Regions from separate parts of the Homo sapiens genome. Here all the other regions are linked to region 1. Evidence: chromatin loops called from intact Hi-C (ENCODE). Cell type or tissue: GM12878. All regions are shown on one strand. Region 1 overlaps DUSP10 (dual specificity phosphatase 10). Region 2 has its middle 150 kb from the start of LINC02817. Region 3 has its middle 99 kb from the start of DUSP10.

Evidence for each region. A loop is a pair of places that touch in the nucleus more often than their neighbours do. Peaks named below come from ENCODE experiments on the same cell type or tissue, not always from the same donor. Only the 100,000 strongest peaks of a DNase experiment are listed, where the experiment ranks them.
Region 2: a loop joins it to region 1, with 2.3 times the contacts of the local background. A loop is called at or near these places in 2 of 110 quality-filtered maps.
Region 3: it touches region 1 in a loop (2.0-fold over the local background); 3 of 110 quality-filtered maps call a loop at or near these places.

The regions. Positions count from the first base shown.
Region 1 is chr1:221,703,261-221,711,260 of GRCh38, forward strand. It overlaps DUSP10 (dual specificity phosphatase 10), which reads right to left. Exons shown (of 4, transcript NM_007207.6): 3 at 2,835-3,206. Among named protein-coding and RNA genes, the nearest start is that of DUSP10, 35 kb to the right of the region's middle. RefSeq lists an enhancer at 4,749-4,858. In GM12878, no CTCF peak of the experiment used is centred here; DNase peaks (open chromatin) are centred at 4,991 and 5,927; H3K4me3 peaks cover 752 bases; H3K27ac peaks cover 2,567 bases.
Region 2 is chr1:221,481,714-221,489,713 of GRCh38, forward strand. No RefSeq gene overlaps it. Among named protein-coding and RNA genes, the nearest start is that of LINC02817, 150 kb to the left of the region's middle. In GM12878, no CTCF peak of the experiment used is centred here; no DNase peak of the experiment used is centred here.
Region 3 is chr1:221,639,446-221,647,445 of GRCh38, forward strand. No RefSeq gene overlaps it. Among named protein-coding and RNA genes, the nearest start is that of DUSP10, 99 kb to the right of the region's middle. In GM12878, no CTCF peak of the experiment used is centred here; DNase peaks (open chromatin) are centred at 4,496, 5,396 and 5,633; H3K4me3 peaks cover 976 bases; H3K27ac peaks cover 1,993 bases.

The DNA.
Region 1 (8,000 bases):
TAATTCCAATTTTCGGTTGTGTGACTTAACAAACCTAGTGCTAGTAACAACTCTCTCACTTGTAATAGAGAAAAAACACTTTCTTTATTCTATAGAATTGCTCTGTACAGGAACGGGCATTAAATGGATAAGAGTTTTAGTCTTACTAAACCCTGATTAAGGTTAAAGGAATAAAGCTTAACTAGGAAGATACTATGTTCAGCTTCTCCCCAGAAAATCCAGTTGTTGCAAAGTTAACTAAAGGCTAGTAGTATACAGGCCGAGGGTGTCACCTCTCAAGCATTCAATCCCGTTTGCTTCCATGTATGACATTCCAGTGTGGCAATAATGCAGAAGATGGAGGAATCCCAGCAATGGCTCAAAATCCAGAGCAATTGAAAGAGGAAGACTTGCTAAGTTTTCAAATATATTAAAAGCTCAGGACAATAGCATGTGGGCACTACCTGAACAGATTCTTAATGACATTTCTAGACTCTAACACATCCCTAAGAAAGCTTCCTTGAAGGAACACCAATTAGATAAACAGGTAGGGAAGGAGAAGGGGTAGAGAGAGTAGTGATTTCACCTAAACTACATCTACTGGCTACCCACCAGTGGACCAAGGAAAAAAAACCTGATGTAAATTTTCATCTTAAAAATTTACAGATGAAGTTTACTTCTCATAGTCAACAGTATTTCAAGAAAAGTAAGCATCTCTCTTTTTCAACTTTTTCCCTTCAGCACACGGTATTTAGCTCCAAGTCAAGACCAGAAAGCATGGTGGTGAGAGAATGAGCTTCTGAGTGCCTGGCTGGACCACCGGTTCCACTACACACACTTGATTCAGGAATAAATAAACTGGTATAAACACTAAACTTAGATGCTGCTCAGCTTATATTACACTCTCAGTGAAAGCTATTATGTTTATAAAACCTGCTGTGTTTTTACTAAAGCAAGACTGTAAGATTTCAGTTTATCCAATAATATAACAATGAAAATAAAATTGTGCCTATGCAGGTTGTGATATGGAGTTGTTCTTCGGGCTGAATGCTATTTGTTATTGGTTTTGTTTTCCTTAAAAAAAAAAAAAAAAAGGCAGGTAAGCCTGAATAATCTATAAGGAATGTGAGAAGGAGCTTTAGTTGAAATCCTCTTAGAACAAGTATATCTTACCCTACTCATTAAATAGAAAACAATTTCCTAACTTCCTCCAACTGGAGTTAAGTCAGATGGAATCTCAGTCATAACATCACATCATGTATCAACCAGAAGTTCCTCATATGCTTGTTGAGAAATTTTTCTTCCTCAGCGCTCCAGGTTTGGCTCAGATTTTATTAATAAAGAATCTGCAGTATCTCTGCATCCTCAGTGTTGCCAGTTGGGAATTACTTAATAGGGCATCATAAACATTGCCTTAGTGTGTTGTGAAAAGGCCTCAGGCTTGGGAGTCAAAAACCCTGGATTCTGGCCCCTTCTTGGACACTAGAATTCCTATGACCTTGAAGAAGTCACTTTACTTCTCTAAGTTCAGTGATCACCCTGAATTTCCTTTCAGACTCAATATTCCATGGTCCTGTGCTGACGGCATAATTAGCAAGGAAAACAGCTTGGCAAAATGACCAGAGATGTCAACACTACAGCAAATCCACCAGACCCCACTGGCTGTTAAACCTGAGGCTGTTTTTTTCTTTCTCTGACAAAGGAACACCCCACTCCACTTAACTGTATTCTTCCTGGAATAACAACCTGCTGTAATATTTAGGAAAAGTACTAGGCCACCCCTTTATGGTAATAAAAGTTGAAGTTACGTAAAAAAAAATAAATGTTGAGTTTTGCTATATTGCAGGTGCTCCCAAAATGATATTTTGAGTGTTTTTTTTTTTTTTTGAGACAGAGTTTCACTGTTGTTGCCCAGGCTGGAGTGCAGTGGCGTGATCTCAGCTCACTGCAACCTCCGCTTCCCAGGCTCAAGCGATTCTCCTGCCTCAGCCTCCTGAGTAGCTGGGATTACAGGCATGCACCACCACGCCTGGCTAATTTTGTATTTTTTTAGTAGAGATGGAGTTTCTCCATGTTGGTCAGGCTGGTCTCAAACTCCTGACCTCAGGTGATCCACCCGCCTCGGCCTCCCAATGTGCTGGGATTACAGGCATGAGCCACCGCGCCCGGCGATATTTTGAGTCTTATAGCAGTTTGGGGCTATAGAAGTTGCAGAAATTAAGATTAGGATTAGGCTAATAGTTGCTTCCTTCTGGGGATCAAAGCGTGCTGTTGCTAAAACTTCCTCCTTGGGAACTACTCCGTCTACACAACCTGATCTTTCCTAGTTCAATGAGTTTGGGGCAGACTGTCAAAGGAAACCTAGTACCATCTCCCCTTATGCTGGATGAATAAGGCTTAGTAGGGTGACCGGAAGGCATAGGTATGTTTGGAAGGGGTGTCATATTCACTAGATATTGCTTCCAAGGTGCTCAACGGCGCTAGTAGATCAAGTAGCAGTAGCACCAGCTCTGACCTCCGATTCCTTACTTTCCATCCACTTTTCTGGTTACAGAGCACATAAATGCTAACCCCTACCACTATTTCACTGAGAACTTGAGGGATGAGGATTTCTAGTTGAACAGATCCCAACAAATTCAATTACTGTCCTTTTATATCCATCCTGATGGCTTGGATACACTCGACAGGCTATGACTTAGGAGAATGCTTAGGCTGTTTCAGGTGGCAGAGCCCTCCAAAACTCCAGGGCAGCTTTTCTTTTCCAACACAGGAATAAACCTTGAACTTGATATCAAAGCAAGAGCTGGAGGGAAAAGGAAGGCAGCGGATGAAAATTCCCTATGGGAGATAGTTACCAATGAACTCAAAAGCCTCTTCAAAGTACTGCCGCAGGTTCTGCTTGTTGCTGTCAGTGGCTGGCAGCCGCTTGTAGTTGAACAGGCCTTTCTCATAGTGGTAGAGGGGAAGATGAGTGGTGACGTTGATGACGTAGCCGATGTTCAGCCGCTGCATGGTGTCCAGGTCCTGAGCATCCTGCTCATTGCCAAGGAACAGGAAGGGCAAGATGGGGGTGAGCTCAGCGTTCTCGATGTCAGGGGTGGTGGGGATGGGCTGAGGTAGCAAGCTCGAGGCCGCGGATGCGCCGCCCCCCACCTCCCGGCACTCTTGGAGCTGGAGGGAGTTGTCACAGAGGTTTTCATGGTTCTGCTTAAAACTACTAAGTCCACCTAGAACACAAACACAGAAGGTGAGTGTGACTGAGATTTCAGAGCTGGCAGAGAATGCCACCTCCCCATTAGAATGAGTTTGCATTGTAGCTCATGCATATTTTAAATACATATATAAATATGTATTTAAGCAAAAAAAATAAAAATAAAAATAAAACAAAACAAAACAAAAACTAAAAGTCCATTTGGAGACCCAAGACAAGCTTCGGGGAGTATCACTGCATGGAACACTTTGGAAATGTGCTCTTTCTACAAATGAGGGCATGTTCCCCTAGCAAGAGTTCCACGCGGCATCAGGCAATCTTCCTCAGCTGCAAATGTGACCTGCCTCAAAGAGCCATATGCTCAGTGGCCTACATAGAACCCTGTGCTTTGGGAGCCAAGAAAGGCACAGATGACCTCCTCGGGTGGAATCTCAGCACCACAGGAGCATGTCTTGCACCCTTCATAGCTCACCTCACCCAGAGGGACAAGTTTGCTCCCAATACAGCAGAGTGGTTACAAGCAGGAACATTGGAAGAGACAGGTTATCTTGATTATAATCTGGGTACCATCATTTCCTGACACTATTACTTAAGTTCATTTATCTCTGTGCTTCAGTTCCACCATCTGTAAACTGAGGGTGATGGTGTCTCCCTTTGAGTGCAATTGTGAGCCTGAGATAAATGAATACGTGTAAAATACTTAGCACATCTCCTGGCACACAGTAGAACTCAGCAGGCATTCACTATTTTAATTTATATTATTTATATGATTGCCCACAGGTGAAATCAGCAGAGAAGTACTTGGAAAAGACAAGCCAGGGTGGGGTGTGAAGGACTGCTCTTATAATCTTTTTTGATATTCTCCACGTAGGGCCCTGACATTTATCAACCCTGACTTTCAGTAGAACAGAATGTGAGAGCAGCGCGGTTGCTTACTCCTCGACTTTCCAAGGCTTGTGGGCACATAAACCCATCAAGAAACCTCTTTTGGATGTGTGAATGCATGCTTTTGAGCTTACGGCTCTGCTCTGCCTCCCACGAGTTATGGGTCTAGTATAAAAAGCTTATAAACTGTGCTTATTTCTCCATTTTTAAAATGCAAACCTTCCCCTGAACAAGTGCAATCTCACTTTTGGGAATGGATCTTAGGGAAATCATCTAACCAAAGATAGTTAGCTAGATATATGGAGATGTTCACTACAATGTTATCTGTTTTATATATATTTTAAAAAGGCCAAGTAAAACACAAAAATAAAAGAAAAAAAGTTATTACATTCATTCCACGGAGTATTATGTAGCCTTTAAAAGAGTAGTTGCAAAAAGGATGTGAAAATAAATAAAACATTTTGGTTTAATATTAAATTTTTTAAAAGCTAAGTAAAAAACATTGACCAAAAGCTGAAGAACTGTACAAAAAACGAACAATTGTTTAAATTAGGGAATTTACGGATCATAGTTTATTGTTTAAATTTTCTGCTAATATTTTTACACACAATGGCATGCACAGATAAACCCAAAGGATTATTACAAAGCTCAAATTATAATAATATACATGTAAGTGCTATAAAATCTGGATTGACATTATTAGTGCCAACTGAGCTCTAACCCTACTCAAACAGAACTAGATACACTCTGGCTTTCCCTTTGAAAAGAGGGGGAAGTGGAAAAGTCCTATTAGCTGAAAGCCACCAGAACACAACATCTACCCTCAAAGACAGATGGCTTGTGGCTGTCTTGATAGTTCCAGGAGATAAGGCAGAAAACCCAAAGCATGAACAAGAGACGGTTATGTTGCAATAAGGACAGGAAGTCTATCTGTCCACTAGCCTCTGAGCCTGGCATATGTTCTTCTCCATTTCAAGTCTCATCTTTGACAAACCACAGCGGGAAACTCCAGACCATAACCTAGACCGAGTCTCATGACTTTTCACAACCAATGGACCCGGAGCTGGCTGTGTAAAAGAGAGAAATCATATTTTCCTTAAGGTATGGTTATGATCCAAAGAAAACTCAAAGGGCAATATTATGTTCACTTTACTCATTGAAAGTAAGAAGTCAAAACCTACCCTAGCTTTTTGAAAAGAAAAACAAGAGCTATATACGAATTTCAGTTGATTTCTAGAATTAACCTCTGCCCTTACATATGATAGTTTATTCTGCTAGGCAATTATGACAATAAAGTTTGAACCTGAAGAGATAATTCTGAAGTAGAAGAAAGAAAATATGGAAAATAACTTCACCAGTGAAGACTTAAAAAATAAATAAGATAAAAACTACCCATTGTCATCATCACAGCCTCCACAAAAGGGATTCTGAAGAGTTAAAATCTGCTCAGCTTCGCCTCCACAAAAACCCAAATTCCACACAGATTCTGTGATGGGAACCTAATTCACTTTTTTCTTCAAAAAAGGCAGTTGTTACATTTTTCCATATAAGATGAGAGGGAAGAACAATAAAACAAATTCAAAAGAAGGCTCTAAAAGCAGGGGAAAAACCTCTCTGTTCTTATTTAGGGTACTCAAGCTGTAATTTGTCTTAAAAGCAGCTAGTTTAAAAAAAAAAAAAAAAACCAACACATGCTAGAAAACCCCACACACAGAAAAAAGCAGCGTCCAGCTTTTTAAAATTCTGCCTCTACACCTCCTTTCTCAATGACATCAGCTGGAGGCTCCCCACCTGCCCAGTTGCCATAGCAGTTACACAAAGACATACAATGACATCAGTTGGCATGATATCAGCTCTTTGAGTGCAAACAATACAAGAAGAACTACTTTGTTTAAGGCCTTTGGTGCAACTGTGTTCTGGGGAGCCAATGATGTAATGCTAACAGGTGGCATGGGCCTTCCATTTGCCTAATGGGGGGAAAAAAACCCGTGGCGGAGTGGGGGGAGGAGGGAATTTGAGACAGACACACAGAATGCTCCAAATCACAGAGCATGCTTATGTGCAAAAGTATGGGTGCATTGTATGTTTAAGCCATGTAGGAACTCTGTTCTTATAATATTTGGAGGTGGGAGGGGTGGGGGTGGAGAGAAAAGGAGATATTACAATTTAAACATATAAGGTAAACAAGGAAATTCTCCTTGAGGGGTCTGAAGAAATAGTCTCCTGTTCAACTGCCACTCTGCTAATCAACTTGGGCATCAGTTTTCCATAAGGCTTATGCACAGCTCTGTACTGCAGTTAAAAACTCTCTCTGTGGACGGTGCTTAAAGTAAAAAACAACGAGTGGAAGCTCACAGTGGTGGCTTTTTCCAGAGAAGTCTGCAGGAAGGATTGTTTTCTTCTCTTGGGGAAGGGTTGAAATTGAAATCTGGAGGGGAGGGGGAAGAGTAAAGCTAATCTGGTTTTTCTTTTCCAGTTACTTTCCTCCGACCCTACCCCATCAAGTATCACCAGAGGCCAAAGTGACTGATCACTTAATGAGGAACCCTGATGATGTTATGTTTATTACTATTTAAGAATATTAGAACATGATAATTAACAAACAAAGCAGGAGCAGTGTAGCATGGAGGTTAAGAGCAAAGGTCAGAGACAAACCACACCTAGCTGCAGTTATGATTCTGCCTCCTAGCAGCTGTGAGACCCTGTGCAAGTCAGGTTCCCTCATTAAGCCTCAGTTTACCAATCTATTAAGTGGATGTAATATCATCTACCCATCAGGGTCATAGTTCAGGAAGCCTATGTAAAGGTTTTGATACACGACCAGGTATTCGATAAATAATGTCTTATTACCCCCAATATCATCACCTTTGTTCTAAATTCCAACAGATCTATGCACACGCATAGTCCATGAGAGCCCTAAGTGCAGTGCAGTGATTCAGAGAAGGAGTATTGAGGCTGGACTTCTTGGGTTTGAATCCCCAGCACAGCCAAACACTAGCTATGAGACCCTGGGCAGGTTTCTCACCTGTCTGTTCCTCAGTTTCCCTGTATACAAAACAGGGATAACAATAGTACCTACCTCACTGTACTGTTGTAATGATTAAAGTGGTTAATAAAGTACCTTAAAACAATGTCCAGCACATTGTAAGTGCTTTTTCTTTTCATCACTTTGGGAAACTACCATTTTAAAGATCTAAAAAAAAAAAAATCTGCTTAATATAAAGACTCTATATAAGTAAACTAATGTTCCTGAGTTTTTACTTTTAAAATTTTATTTAACAAAAAAGAATTAGGAACCAAGGTATCCGAGCAGTTTTAAAGTTTGCAAAACATACTTTTAACATAAAGAAAGCAACAGCTCCCTATTTTTCCTAAACAAATATATCTGATTTCACTTTGTTGGTCCTAGCTTTCCTAACAAACACTGTCTTTGCATTTCTGGTTTTTCCACAGAATTGGATTTTGAAAATAAAACTGTTCTTCCCTCCTTCTTCCTTTCCTCTAATTTCTACCAAGGTGGCTAACTTCCTTATGTGCACAAGAGCCTGCAGTTATTAGTGCGAACATATTGTAGCCATGAGCAACAATGCTGGGGTAGGGTGAGGCAAGGCGGGGTGGGGGGGCAGCAAACATTTTCAAAGCTTATGTCAAAAGTAGGTTCTCTGCCAAAATGAGTATGGTCAGTACATTGATTCTAAATGGCAGCAACAAAGAATACCTAGCACCCCTAAAGAACTATATGTGGAAATACTGCCTGCCAGTTTCTTCTAACACACGGTCAGTTCAGTGACAGTCCTACTGAAGCAATGGATTCTAGTTTTAGTGGGAAACTTCTCTTTATAGATGCATTTCAGCTCCTGTTGCTGTTTTGGCGACTGCAGTCCTAGAAACAGAAGAGTCCTCTGTAATGTGATTCAGAAGCAAT
Region 2 (8,000 bases), 220 kb before region 1:
GGCAAAGAACACAAAGAAACAGAAAACATTTTAAAAATTGCAAATAATAGTGAGGACTACAGTTGATACTTAAAAAACACAAGTTTAAAGTGTGCGGGTCCACGTACATGTGGATTTTCTTCTGCTTCTGTCATTCCTGAGATAATAAGATCAACCCTTCCTCTTCCTCTTCCTCCTCAGCCTACTCAATGTGAAGGCAAAGAGGATGAAGCCCTTTATGATGATCCACTTCCACTTAATGAATAGTAAATATATTTTTTCTTGCTTGGATTTTCTTAATAACATTTTCTTTTCTCTAGCTTACTTTATTATAAGAACACAGTATATAACACATATAACATATAAAATATGTATTAATTGACTATGTTATGGGTAAGGCTTGTGGTCAACAGTAGGCTATTAATATTAAAGTCTGAGGGGAGTAAAAATTTAGAGGTGTATTTTCTATTGTGTAGGAATCGGCACCCCTAGTCCTGTGTTGTTCAATGATCAACTGTATTTATCAAGTACAAACAATGTGAAGTGCTTTACATTGCTGTCTCCTGTAAAGGGTGTTATCATTCCTATGTTACAGATTGAGGATTTGAGGACATAGCAATTTGCTCAAGGTCACGTAGCAAGTGACAGAGCCAGGATTCAAACCTACATCTGACTCCTGGGAATTATTCAATTATGGAAAAGTAATGCAGTCTAGAATCATGGACCCAGTTTTGTTTTTCAGGCTCCCTCAGAGTTGGCTATTAAAACGCCACTTTTACTTTCTCAGCTTTTATTTCTGAGGGCAGGTTTTACAAACACTTTTCCATCCTACCATCCTCCACATGCCCTCAACTCCAATTATGCCTAAAATTGGACCTTTTCTTACAAAATATCATTGGTAAAATCCACAGATATTTACATGTTCTCACTTAAAAGTGAGAGCTAAATGGTGAGAATACATGAACATATAGAGAACAACAGACACTGGTGCCTTCCAGAGGAAGGAGGGAGAGGATCAAGAAAAATAACTAATGGGTGGTAGGCTTAATACCTGGGTGATGAAATAATCTTTACAACAAACCCTGTGACATGGGTATACCTATGTAACAAACTTGCACACATACCTCTGAAATTAAAATCAAAGTTAAAAAAAACCTGCAGATATTATCAGGCCTCAAATCACCACCTGGGAAAGGGCAGAAGACAATTGTCTCGTTTTATATAAGTCTGAGAATCTTCATGTGGAGTGAGGTCAGGTTACTGAGCTTTCCCCCAGCATTCGTAGCAATCATTGTCTCTAGGTATTCATTATTATTTTCCAGGGATATAAACTGCAAAGAGAATAGCTTCTTAAGACTATAATGTAGAACACAAACCCAAGACTAAACATGTTAACTGTGAATTTAGTCTTGTCTGCATGCTCACCTTTCCTATATGTAAAAATACCGTGAGAATCTTGAGTGAATGCTAAACCATCCTCTCATTCATGGGCCTCTGCTCCCACTGCTGCCCCAGGAACATTCCCTTCATTCTATTAGTGCTATTGCCTGACAAGTTGACCAGGGTGGGGTGATCAATTGTGCAGGAAATAACTTTTTGAGCTCAGGCCCCAAGCATCAATTTAAGAACAAAATTTCTGTCTTCTTACTGTCTTAACCTCAGCCCTTTTTTTGTGTGTGTGAAATTGACAGATTTGGATTGAAAGGACTAGAATATTGGGCAGCAGACTAAAGCTATATAAAATGCGACATAGATGTCATTAGCTTGTTAGTGACTTTTGCTGTAAGTACATGCCTTCCAGGTCGCTGGGGAGGAAGCAAAGCAGGGTGCAGCTGGTACTCTTCTGGAACCTGGGGTTTTATTCTTCGTTTTAGACTTAAGTGAATGAGCTACTTGACTCATTCATAGGACTTAATTTGCGTGTGCCTGGGTCTTAATTTATAAAGGTGACTGAGTGACAGCATGGAGAGTTAAATGCCACAGAAATAATTTATTGCTTTTACAGTTCCTGAGAGAAGGCATGGTGTGCTGTGCAGGGCCTCACGGGAAGCACCAGGTTTGACAGGAGAAGTGGGAGTAAGGCTATAGCCTTTAGTGAGGTTTCCATGGGAAAAGCAAGGCAGGGCAGGGGAAACAGCTTAAGATACGTTAGTTTGAATAATTTCAGCAGGCTTTGGGGCATAGGGACTGTCCCTGGTTGTTTAGTACTAGGCCCTACGTGGTTGATTTAGGGCAGGGGAAATATTGTCTTGGTATGTAAAAGTTAAAGAAGGTGGTTATGGGTATAGATCCAGGATTGTTTGGATGGTTTAGAATATGATTTTCATGCACCTATGAAAACTGAATCACCAGGAAGATATAAATATGTTTGGCCATTAGTTTGGTCCTATAATTAATGAATGTCAAATGGACAAATATAGAATCTATGAAAACACAGAATACCATGGCAAAAAACTCTAGAGTATACTTCTTGCATGTCTCTCTATCCCATTTCTCTATTCCCCTCACTACCCCAGGTCAGCAGGAAGGGTAAATGAGTAGGTTGGTGGCTTCTCTTAGTGCTCATCTCAGGCTATGATTCTGTAAATAGAGGGCTTTGATGGATATAGCTTCAAGGGCAATGTATGGTTTTGCCCCTGTCCTACCCCAGAGCTGGCATCGCCAATGACCTGACTTTAGCAGTCATCAGAAGATAGACCATCTACATGAGCTGAGCACTCAGTACTTATAGTATGGGGAGTGTGAAGGCCAAAGGACAGTCCTGTTGTCATTTCTCAGAGAAGTTGTGATTTAACCTAGAAGAGGAAATGGATAAGCAGATTTTTAGCATACTAGCAATGATTATGAAAGTGTGCAGGGCAAGAGATAGGCTGCTTATTTGGAAAACAGGCAGAATTTAGCGATGAATCCAGAGTGGCCAGTACCCAGATTCTCAGTTCTTTCATTAGTAGGATTTCAAAGACATCTATTATGCTTGCATAAAAGAGTCAGAGCCAATTTGTCTAGGCTGCATGTCTGCAGCAAATTTGAATGTCTATAGTAAGATAAAATTCTACAGGAATGACTCTGGTGGTGAAATAATTTTTTAAAAAATGTAAATGAGTAAATAAAGGATTTGCAGAGAAGAAATACATTTGTAGAGAAGAAACCATTACTGGTTTTGTACCTCCATTCTTTGCAGGGAAGAATGTGGCTGGAAATATAGAGAGTAACCACATAAAAATGCGCTTACCCCCTTTTTAATTTATTTTTTCCTTTCGCATTTTCTACCAGTAGAAGAACAAAGGTGCCTGGAGAGATAGCCTTTCTGAATATTCTTTATATTTAATATGATTGCATTGATCATTTTTAAACTCTTCTTATTTGCCACTGTGGAGAATTTTTTAACTTTTATATAAAAATATATGTTTCTCAAGAGCAAATGGTAATATATACAGTCTACAGTGGATGAATCAAGAAATAAGGATATGCTTGCATTGTGCAGGATGATGATAGAAAATACCCAAATATTAGAAAGGATTTTTTAAAAGCAGACTGGGTTGGGAGGATATATTTTGAAGAGGAATCTCTAGGGAACCAAGTTCAAGTCCCTTCTCATATGAAAGCCCAAAGAGTATGGTAATAAGGTCCTCTCCCCACCCAACGTTACCTAAAGAAATGGGTTCAGTACAAATTTACAGTGCTGCTTGAAAAGCCAGGAAATCTGTTTCTCCACTCTTGCGCTCCACCATTAGGGGAAATTTTGACTGCTAACATTGCTTCTTGCGCTACCAATGAACTCTTTTCCACTCTTTTTGCTACCCAAGGCTTCTAACTCTCAGCTTGTTTGCCTTGTGACTTCTGCTTCTTTGTGCCTTCTCTGTGTGTCTTATTCTGCCTTGCTATAGAAATCTCTGTTTCTCTGTATGTCATATTAGACTCTAAAAAATAAGGTTCTTGATTGAGAATATATCACTTTCCCAGATAGAATCTCCATCTAAGGGAAAGCTTCAGCTCTAGCCTTCTTACAAGGATCAGGCCAACCTGTAGGGGGTGAGTGGCTTAAAAACCTTCTCAGCGGAGGCCAAGGCAGACAGATCACCTGAGGTCAGGAGTTCAAGACCAGCCTGGCCAGCTGGCCAAGATGGTGAAACCCCGTCTCTACTAAAAATATAAAAAATTAGCTGGGCGTGGTGGCAGGCACTTGTAATCCCACCTACTCAGGAGGCTGAGGCAGGAGAATTGCTTGAACCTGGGAGGCGGAGGTTGCAGTGAGCTGAGATCACTCTACTGCACTCCAGCATGGGCAAAAAGAGCGAAACTCCGTCAAAAAAAAAAACCCAAAAAACCAAAAAAAAAACAAAACAAAACAACAACAACAAAAAAACCCTTCTCAGTGAGAAACCACAGGAGTGGCAGGCACCCTGGGGCTCCCCAAAGGGAATACTACATCAGACACCTTGGAGAGGCTTGCATTTTCATTACATTCTGCATTGTGATATTGCAATATTCAAGCTTGATGTAGACACTTTCCACGATGGAGAATTTGGCCTCAAGACTGCAACATTAGAGACCCTTTCTAAGTTTCCAGCCTGCCAGCTTGTTCTCCAAATCTTGGACTCATCAGCTTCCACAACGTGTGAACCAATGCTTTGAACTCTCTTGATGATAGATAGATAGATAGATAGATAGATAGATAGATAGATAGATAGATTTCTTTCTTGAGGAAGTCCATGCATCATTAGGAGCTTCAAATAATTGGCAAATTCTGCAAATTGAGACTCAATCTGTCTTCCTCTAGCTGCCACCTGTTATGTACTATGTCTATGTCCTCATCATATAGAGCATGATCAATTCTACTTCTACCTGACAGTCATTAATTTCATTCAATAACATTTTCACACAATTGACAAATCCAGAGGACAGATATCAGTATTTTCAGTTATCTAGACAGTGATCTGACCTGCTAGGTTCTCAGTCAGTGACCCCACCTTAAAACCACTACAGAACAAAATAATGAGGAATCTAGTGTCAGGTCAGCTTGAATCAGGGTTTCTAATTTCCACTTATTCTCTGTGTGACTTTGAGCAAGTTACCTAACATCTCTGACCTTCTGTTTCCCAATCTGTAAAATGAGAAAAAAATACCAACCTGCTAGGGTTGCTGTAAGCATTAAGGAGGACCATGTGTGTACAGCACTTAGCACAGTGTCTACCATGTGGTAAACAAGGGACATGTGGCAGCTTTTGTTACTCAGGTAGAGATGGCGGGCACCATTTCATCAGCTTGTGCTCTCGAAACTGCTACTGTCTGTCTTGTCTCTGGAAACTTGAGTCAGTAGACAGGTCTCCTTTGAGTAAGTGTAGGAAGGAGAAGTAATACTTCTCACTGCCTTCCTCCTTACTCCCTCTCAGCCCCAGCTCCTATCCCCAGCTCTTTATTTGGCTACTTTTCATAAGCCTCCTTCTGGGCACCAGCTTCTGTGGGATGTTCTTTAGGGACCCTCTCAGCTGGGCTGGTGCCTCTTCTTGATGATTCTATAATGCCTCGAGCCTATCTTCATCATTACATCACTGGACTATGTAACTTATTTTTTTTTTGAGATGGAGCCTCACTCTGTTGCCCAGGCTGGAGTGCAGTGGCGAGATCTTGGCTCACCACAACCTCCGCCTCCCAGATTCAAGTGATTCTCCTGCCTCAGCCTCTCGAGTAGCTGGGACTACAGGTGCGCACCACCATGCCTGGCTAATTTTTGTATTTTTAGTAGAGACGGGGTTTCACTATGTTGGCCAGGCTGGTCTCGGACTCCTGACCTTGTGATCCACCCGTCTCGGCCTTCCAGATTTGGACTTACTCATTTTTATATCCTTATTATGGGTAGAGAGCTTGGAACATTCTAAGCACTCAAAAATATTTAGTTCAATGAACAAAGAAATGAATGCTCCAACCATATCTATTCAACAAATTATCTCAAACAAAATGATTTCTATCCTTGTGCCTTATGCACTAGCATAGAACCTTAAAGTTCTATGCTAGTTGCTTTTACCTGTTAATTAATAGATCCTAGTTCTTTAATTTGAGAACTAATCTGCTGTATCTGCATTGAAAATTAATCTCCAGAGATATATTTTAGGCTTTGGACATTGGCTATGTAACCATTCTCCCTGTTCCTTTCACCCTGAATGATTTTCAGCATCTCTATGCAATTTCCGAATGCAATGTCCCGGTAAACCCGTTCACACACTTGACATAGAAAAAAACGTTGTGTTTGTTTATACAACTGGCTCAGTGAACAAGGATGAGAAATTGAGTTATTTATTCGATGACTCAGGCCTTGGTTACTAAACTGGAATTTGCCTCTGTACCTTGAGGGAGTGGAGAAAAGAAATCAAATAGATTAAATGAGACTGTTTGTCTTTCTGTACTTCTGCCGGAAACGCTATGCATGGGATAATTAGGTCCCAGGAATAGGAAATCTGGCCATGAAATAAAAAATACAGACTTATCATCCATAAGAAGTGGCCAGGTTCTGGTCTCACCAAAATGTTTGATGTTAACAAATGTATTTATTTTCTAATCTAGAAAGTTCTTGGCACAAATGTTCAACCCCTCTTGGAATTACTCAGCCCTGTGATGATTTTGTGGTGCACATCTATCACTAGACAGCATCGTAATGTGTGTTTTTCCCATGTGAACACTATGTGGAAAGGGATCCATGAAATGCTATAACATGGAATGTAAAAAAGTTGGTTTCCATCTTCTGGGAAGATGCTGTCAGAAACAATATGTGATCTGGGAAATTGACTGATGGACAACAAATATTCATGTCACCATTCCAAACCCTGTCACTTCTATTCAAGAAGCACCTGAAGTATGTGTAAAGGGAGCAATGAATTCTCTCTCCTGCCCATGTTGCTTAAGTGCCTCATTGCCTCCCTACTTAAGAAATGCCTAGCAACTCAAAAGGCATTAGCATGTGTGCAATGAAACTTGATAAGTATTTATTATCAATAATCAAATGGCTAAGATTTTGTTTGTGTAATTATTTACACAGGACTGTGGAAACCTCAAAGCAATGTGGCTCATTACACCCACGATATCTCATACTCATATCTCAGGAAAGTTCTAAGAAGATTGCTTAATTCTTTAATGCATTTAGTAGCAGCTCACATTAGCAGTCATTTCCTAACTCTCTAGTTCCTATCCACTTTTGAAAAAAAAAGTAATTGATTTACAATGTCAATTAAGCATGTATCAGTGCATGCCATATTTTATCCTGGTCTTGTGTCACCCATCCCATTTCACAAAACCTATATGCACACATAGACATTATTTCCTGTCAGATGGGTGATATCGAGTAGATGCATTTATTCATGGCTTTTTTTTTCTAAGAAAGTACAACAGTTTATTGAATACCTACTATGAGTCAAGCAAGGTACATAGATCCTGATTTTCTAAATTATATACAAATATGCCAAGGCCACTGTCTTCCTGGGTCACAAGATGCTTCTTTCTTTTTCTGCTGCCCCCATCCCTGCCACTGCCTTGTGTTAATCAGAGAAGGCCCCAAACACAAGTAAAGTCCTCTTGACTTTAGGCACACAGGAAGGCACAAGATGATGGGAGAGGTGAGAGGCAGCACTGTCATTACTTGCCTCTATCTACAGACCCAGCTGGTGCTCTGCAGTATCACCCCAACAAATGGCCCTGCATCAGCTTCACATCCTGTCAATCAGCCTTCCTTGCAAGGCCTGGTCTCAGCTTCATCACATTTGTGCTTTCAGAGCCAATGACGTATTTCTCATTTTCTTTCAGGAAGGCTTGGAAAGATCTCATTTTCTTCTCCTTTAACTTCTACTCTAAAAATAAAATAAACCAAAAATACAAACTGAAAATCTGTCAGTCAGAAACAACCCATTCTTTGCTGTCGTACCAAGTGAGAAGCACTATGCTTTCCAATCCAATTCAATTGGTTTAAAAGTGCTTTTAGACTATTGCTTGAATTTTTCTTTTCAAACTACAAAAGTCATTTATGCTATGTT
Region 3 (8,000 bases), 64 kb before region 1:
GCAAGTTGAATGTGTTCAGACATACTCTGTTAAAGTTGAATATTTTTCTTCATAAATGAAATGTGTTCAGCTGTGGTTTGCTAAATTGATAAGAAATCACAAATGCAGTTAAGCTCCTGAATATAAGGATGTTGCATTATTAGGAAGTTAATTATATGTGTTATATGACTAGATCAAAGGGAAGAACAATGTAATCATTTCAATAATGATTAAATAAAATAACATTTGATTTAATTCCAAATCCAGGTTTTTAAACAAATTCTTAGCAAAATAGGATAGATGAACGTGATTAAAATATATGCATCTTAAACCAAAAGTCCACAGCATGCTAGCCAATGCAATTGGTTGGTAAAACTAAATAAAAGTCGTAGATATTGGAGTGACAGAGAGCGAGAGAGAGAGGGAGAGAATTTTTTTTTCAGATGATCTTATTTTACGTCCAGAAAGTCCAAGAAAAAAATGATAACAGGATAAAAGAAAATATAAAATTATTAAAAACAATTAATTCTATTTTGGTTTCTAATTTATTAATTTCTCCATATATTTTTCCTTGGCTTTCCTTAGATTTTCTTTTCTTTTTATGGTTTTTAAACTTCTTAAGTGGGCCACATTACTTTCTTCTTTATTGTTCTGTGATGTCAATGTTCAAGCTACGAATTTTCCTGTTAGAAAATCTCTCTTTGTATTCCGTAAATCTTTGCCACATCTCACCAATTCTAAGATGCCCTTTTCACATTTTAACATCTCTGAGATAGAAATTTTGAAAGAATAGTATCAATTGTATCTTACTGTCACCGTGGCCAGGAAGTAATTGTCATGTAGTTGCTATTGCACAAACTCAGTTATCTCTGTTCATACTTTTGCTTCACTTGACATGCAAGTATTGTTGGTAATTGCCATTTAAAATACCTTCAAAAAGTTTTCTCTATAATTTGGCATCAAAATTAAGTTATTGTGGGTGCAGAAATACATAGAAATAGATCAGCAGGGCACACGTTTATATTAGTGATGTACACTTCCCCCTTAGAAAAGGTACTAGTGATGTACACTTCCACCTTAGAAAGGGTACTACAGTTTCATATTTTCTTGCAAAGCAGCTACCAAAGGCTTTGCTTGACCTAAGAAAAGAATACATAACCAAGTAGACGAAGTTGTGTTACATTTTGTTCCTGCAATGCATGAGAAAGGATTGTCCATTACATACTAAGCAATGCAACTGAAGGAAGAAGAAAATGCCAACTCCCTTGGAACAGACAGAAGAAATTTCAAAGGAATAAGAGCTGGTATGTCTCACCCATGCATAATGCAGGACTATTGTCAAAGCATCACATATCAATTTGACCAAAAATTCAAGCCGATTTTGAACAGAGGCTGCTTAAATCTAGTTATATACAATTATTCAATAGAGAAAAAAAAAATCATGAGTTTGATCATATAAGAAATACTGATAAAACATCAGCATTCTTTGACATCTTTAAATTATACCGAAAATGCTAAAGGTGATAAAGAGATTAAGATAATGAGCACAGGACACCAAAGCAGCAATCACTGTTTTATAATGCTTTGCATAATTGTCATTAACCAAATTTACTATAATACTTAGCTAAAAGCCATAAGACAATACCTGAGAATGAAATGTTCCTGAAGGATGTTATTAGACATTCACAAAAATAAATAAATAAATAAATAAATAAACCATCACTTAGTAGTGATAGAGAACTGACTAAATGTCATCTGGAAAAGATGGGCAGGTTTCTTAAAGAATAAGTAGGAGTGGCAGGCATGGTGGCTCACACCTGTAATCCCAGCACTTTGGGAGGCCAAGGGGGGCAGATCACCTGAGGTCAGGAGTTCGAGACCAGCCTGGCTAACATGGTGAAACCCTGTTTCTACTAAAAAAAATACAAAAAATTAGCTGGGCATTGTGGCACACACCTGTAATCCCAGCTACTCGAGAGACTGAGGCAGGAGAATTGCTTGCTTGAACGCAGGAGGCAGAGGTTGCAATGAGATGAGATCGCACCGTTGCACTCCAGCTTGGGCAACAAGAGCAAAATGCTGTGTCAAGAAAAAAAAAAAAAGAGTAAGTAGATAAGTAGGAGTGTTTCAGGAGGAGAAATAAGGAACAGGCATTACAAGCCAAACAGCACAGCAAAAGTATAGGAGAATATAGAAGATGATAAACCCATTTGGAGAAAGAAAAAATTCTGTTTGAACAGGAGCTTCTACATGGCAAAGGATATGTCAGTTTGGCCACACCCTTTAAATAGGACTGGGTGAGACGTTGGAAACTGTATAGAGATCTTCTTGGTAGTAGAGTCCCTCAGTAGCAGTACGGCCTAAATCACACTGCTGGAGGGTCTTCCTACTTCTGATTTTATTCCTCTTTTTGTCTCCTGTGCAAGTACAGAGCGTAGTGCTTATTGGACATTGAAGAAGTATTTTTGAGTTGAAAATAAGAGTTTTGTAGCTGCAAGATTGTCCTGCAGAATGCTGAGCATGTGGAAGACCTCAATACATAGACTGAGTGGCGGCTTGATTTGCCAAAAATTTTCATGAGCTTAGTTGGCAGGATTCACTGCCAAAAATCATAAACATTTTTTTCTTCATATTGCTTGCTTTATCCATCATGCAGGTGTGTTCCCTCAGAGCCCCTCTGTAGTGCTGTGGCCTTCTCCACATTCCATGCTGCCTAGACCTCGCTTGTCTCCCTCACTGCCATTTCCTCCAATTCTGTGCCATAGTGAGTTGTTAAAATAGCAATGGCAAATGTAGCATTGCATTTCTTCTCAGCAAGGTCTCTTTGGGCATCAGCTCATTTAACTAGATTTTTGGAAAAAAAATTGTAACATCTATACAAAATGAAGAAGTATGATTATTCGGTGACATCTTATCTTAGGTCTTCTTGTTTTTAAACAAATGCCAGAGATTATACCTTCTCCCCATCATCACTAAATAAATTAAGAAAAAACAAAATAAATATAGCTCAGTCTTTGGTTCAGGGTTAAATTGAAGCTCTTACATTAATAGGAAATACTTGAGATGTGCATTAAAAAATATTCAAGAGTGGATGATTAATTTTTTAAGTTGGAAATGTGTATATTCAACACAAGATTGAAGATTCATAATTAGAGGCAGGAGGCATGGTGTGAAGAGACACAGATAGATAGACAGACAGACAGACAGACATTGGCTACTTTGTAAAATATATTCTTGCTTTAGCCTTAAATAGAAATTTTGCTTACTTAACAATAGATGTAAACAAAAAACTTTCATATTTTAAAAATTTATTTTATTATTTAGATTACTGGTGTTATCTTTGTTTTAAAGAGAATGTTCTGGCTGGGCGCAGTGGCTTACGCCTGTAATCTCAGCACTTTGGGAGGCTGAGGCAGGCAGATCACAAGGTCAGGAGATCGAGACCATCCTGGCCAATATGGTGAAACCCCGTCTCTAGTAAAAATATGAAAAATTAGCTGGATGTGGTAGCATGCACCTGTAGTCCCAGCTACTCAGGAGGCTATGGCAGGAGAATGGTGTGAACCCAGGAGGCAGAGCTTGCAGTGAGCCGAGATCGCGCCACTGCACTCCAGCCTGGGCAACAGACCAAGACTCCGTCTAAAAAAAAAAAAATGAAAAGAAAAGAAAAGAAAAGAAAAGAAAAGAAAAGAAAAGAAAAGAAAAGAAAAGAAAAGAAAAAGAGAATGTTCTATTTCACAGAGCTAGGATTGACTACCATCTTGTGCCGGCCAAGGAGAGACACTGAATACTGTAACCTCAATTTACTATGTCAGTAATTTGGCAAGAAGGAATTCTTAATGGAGTGAGAGAAATATACCTTTTTTTGTGTGTGTCTCTAAAGCCAAAATTTTATGCTTCTTGCAAGAGAAGCAATGTCACAAATCTCAAAATTATAATAATATAGACTGTAAGAACTTGAAGGAACAGAAAGAGGTGCCTCATCCAATCCTCTCAGTTTACAGATGAAATAAATAAATAAATAAATAAATACATTGACTGGTTACAGACACTATAACAAGCTAGTGATAGAGCCAAGACTAGAACCCAAGTTCTGATTTTACATAATTAATTGGCCAAGGACATTTAACAGGCCAACTAGTCTAATTCAGAAACACCTGGGTTGTCTATGCAGTCATAGGCTAATTCAGTAGAGTTCAAGAATACTTAGAATCTCTCTTTTAGCAGATTTATGGACTTATAAACCACAAGTAAAATGTATTAAGGTAAAATTTGCTTAAAGGAATTGATAATTAAACCTGAGAGATCAAAAGTCCTAATTACTGAACCATGGCTGCCTAGTAAAGGTGGTTCTGAGAAAGAGACAAGAAATGGCTGTGTGCTTCTCCCCATTTCTCAGACGAGAAAATTGAGGCATGAGAAAAACAACAAAACCATCTTGCTGCAGAAGAAATGACTCCAAAGAAAAGATTTCTTTTTCCTGGGCTGCATTCTGCAATCCAAAATTTGTATAAATCTATAAAGCACTCAAGATTCAGCAAGGGCTCCAGCCCAATCAATAAATAATATGTAGAGTTGAGAGATTGAGGTCTCTCAGCAGCTTTACCAAGATCTATTAAAAGTAATTTCAGTTCCCTTTTGAATTGCAGTTCTTTTTCTTTTAGCTCTGCCAGAAGGTTTTTATTTTATTTGTTCTTGCATTTTGGATGGTGTCCTTTGTTGGCTGTAGGATGGATTTGATTATCTCATTTCATTTGGTCCTTTCCAGCCTATTTCTGTGATTTGAGTGGGTTGGAAATGGATTTCAAACTTGTTTCCAAATTTGAGGGAGGAGGACATTCTCAACAACCTTGCTTCTTGTCCTCCCCAGTGGGTCACAGGCCTGCCTTTCCATCCGGGAGTCCCCATGAACCTCGGACTCCCCAGTTCCGTTCTTGCTCCAGCTATGCTTATTCCATTATTTGCTGCCAAGCCATAGGATACCTCCAAATTAGGCAGGCCTTTTCAGATTGACTTTTAAGGAGAGGAGTGCCTATTGTTTACAGTATTTCAAGTCCATTTTAAAAGCCAGAAAGTCAATCAGCATATCAAACAGCAACTCTTTATTGGGAAACTACAGTATCTGACACATTGAAAGTCAAAAATAAGCCCAGCAGAAATCATGGCTCAGACAGGCTGAAGATTTTCCTCACTGACTTCTACCTCTCTATTCATGCAGAGATGGGCAGGATTCCTTCTTAGACAAGGAGGGCAAGTTCACCAAAGTCATACAACCATTTTTTCACAGAAGCTGAAAGCAAAGCAAGGGATGTCTACAACACTAGGATATTTTTTTCACTCACAATCTTCCAGGACATTGCAATGCTAAACCTGAAAATGACATGCTATGATTTGCACAGTTCTCTACCAAACAGCACCTAATTACAGCAATTTCCTGTGAGCTGCTTTCCAGATTTCAAGACAGCCTGCCCTTTGCAGTAGACATCACTGCATGATTCCAGTGACAAGGAGGGAGGAAAAAGGTTTCCTTCAGAAGCCGTGTTAAATAGCAGCCCCTACTAAGCATGTAGCAGCCACACTTTATCTCACTGACTTAAAGATGAGTAACACACCTGTTCCTGGAAGGCCTAACACTGCTTGCATTTCTTTCCTCACCACAGTGTGATGGCAATTGCACTGCTCTGTTTCTTTCAGAGGGCATATCCTTTCACTACAAGACCTCTGGAAATATTCTAGCCCATCTATGAATGGAGGTTTGTAAAACTGAGAGACGATCTGCTGCATTTTGAACTGTGGTTCTAAATAGAGGCAGAGCACACTGCACCTGAATCAAAACCTTGGGGAAAGCTGAGGTCAGGAGACCCGCGTAGTCTGATTTGAAACCCCTGGTCTACTGGGGACACTGATGCATTTCCAGAAAGGACTACAAGAATCTCCCAGTGCTTTGGCTATAACCCTCACCACATTTTAGTTAATAAAAGAGGCATTGATTTCCTCAAACTTTCAGAGCTTCTTTCAGGCCAGGTCTTAATTTATTTCTGAATAAGCAAGGGTTCAAGTAAATAACTGCAGTGTTTATGAAGAACTTTCCTCAAGCTCAGTGGGTTTCTGAAGATTGTTTGCTCTTAGGACCCTCTAGGTCTTATTATAGAGTCAAGACTTATCATGTTAAGGACAATAGAGGATAGCAAATGACTAAATGATTTTAGCAATATATGCTTGAATAATTTGGATAAAAGAGACTTAATGTGATTATTTTTGAGCAATTCCTTATGGGGAAAAATACACTTGAACCAGATCTTAAAGTGTGAGCTGGGGATACAAAGAAGAGGAGAGAGTGGGGATTTCAGGCCCTCAGGAATGAGCATGTAAAGAGGGTGAGGACTCGGCTGGAGCAGAGGCTATGCAGGGTTCCCTTCTATGGCTCAGATGCTCTCCCAGACCTCGATGCCAGAAGCAACAGAAACCTGCCTAGAGAACAGCTAGCCCAGTCTGCAGTTATCTTCCTGCAAAAGACACTTAAGGCAATTGGATTTTCCTTCTGTCAACAATAAGAGCTTTCTGGAAATGCTAAAAAAGCTAATCTAGACCAGCTGAAAAATTGTACAACATGACAAATGAAAGAAATCACCATTTCCATATAAAGATGTATTGTATCCACTGTCTCCCTTGTGCATTAATCTTATAATTCTATCAAAAAGCAATAATTAACTTTGCACAGAATTATTTTTAAATATAACATTTTTATAGCTCATGAGTTGGTGCTATTCTAGTTATTTATGAATTTTTTCTCTTTAATGGTATATTATTTTATCATGGAAGAGACAGATTAGCATAAGAACTTTAGAGGGAGACAGATGTGGATATGAATCCAACTCTGCTAATTACCAGTCATGAGTCATTGAGGAAGAAACTGACATTTTCTGAGCCTTGATTTCCTAGAAAATAACATGGAATTCAACATTTGTTCATAGAAACGATGGACCATTAAGTAAAATGACATACCAAAATATACCTGGCACAAGGCAGTCATTCAATAAATGGGCACTATTGTTACAGTTCTCCTATTTGTAATATCTAAGAGTTTACTCTATTTGTTGGAGTCAGGGGAGGGGCATTACATTAAAAATCTTAATTTAATTTATTTTATTTTCTATTATCTTTCTTTTTGTATGCTAATGAATCCAAGCAACTATTGAAACTAATCCCTAAACTTCACAGTTTAAACGTTTTCCAATAATCCCAAAGGGCTATGAAGAAACCAAACTTAGAACAAATAAATATAGGATATGCAGCTTATATAAACCCAAGGCTTAATAACCTCAGTTAATTTAGTACATTGGACAAAAAAATCTGTCCAACTAGTTGCCTCAATGGAATAACCAGCTGGATTAACTGAATTTTTAATTTACCAACAAATTGAATATTACCACCTCACATCAGATTAGAAATGTGTATGTGGTCAAATCATGAAGCCTGGTGTTTTAGTCTGTTTTCTGTTGTTATAATAGAATACCACAGACTGGATACTTTATAAAGAAATGTATTTCTTACAGTTCTGAAGACTGGGAAGTCCAAGAGCATGGCACTAGCATCTGGGGAGGCCCTTCTTGCTGCCTCGTAACATGGCAGAGGGCATCACATGGCAAGACAGCAATGGTGTACCAGTGTAGGTCTCACTTCCTCCTCTTATAAAGCCATGAGTCCCATCATGGGGGCCCTGTCCTGATGACCTACTCTAATCCTAATTACCTCCTAAAGGCCTCACCTCCAAATACCATCAGCATATGAATTTGGAGATTAAGTTTTCAACACACGAAATTTGGGGGCACATTCAACACTGTGGCAGTCATGAATAGTAGATTTCTATCCTTTGCACCACTTTGAACTTTTTGCTTGCTAGCTAGCAGTCAAATATGTGAAACAAAAGCAAGACTGTTTTTAGGCACAACTGAAGTAGGCATCTGCCTTTGGGTATAGTTGAAGAGTCAGCATATCACACAGCCAGGAAGCTTCTAATG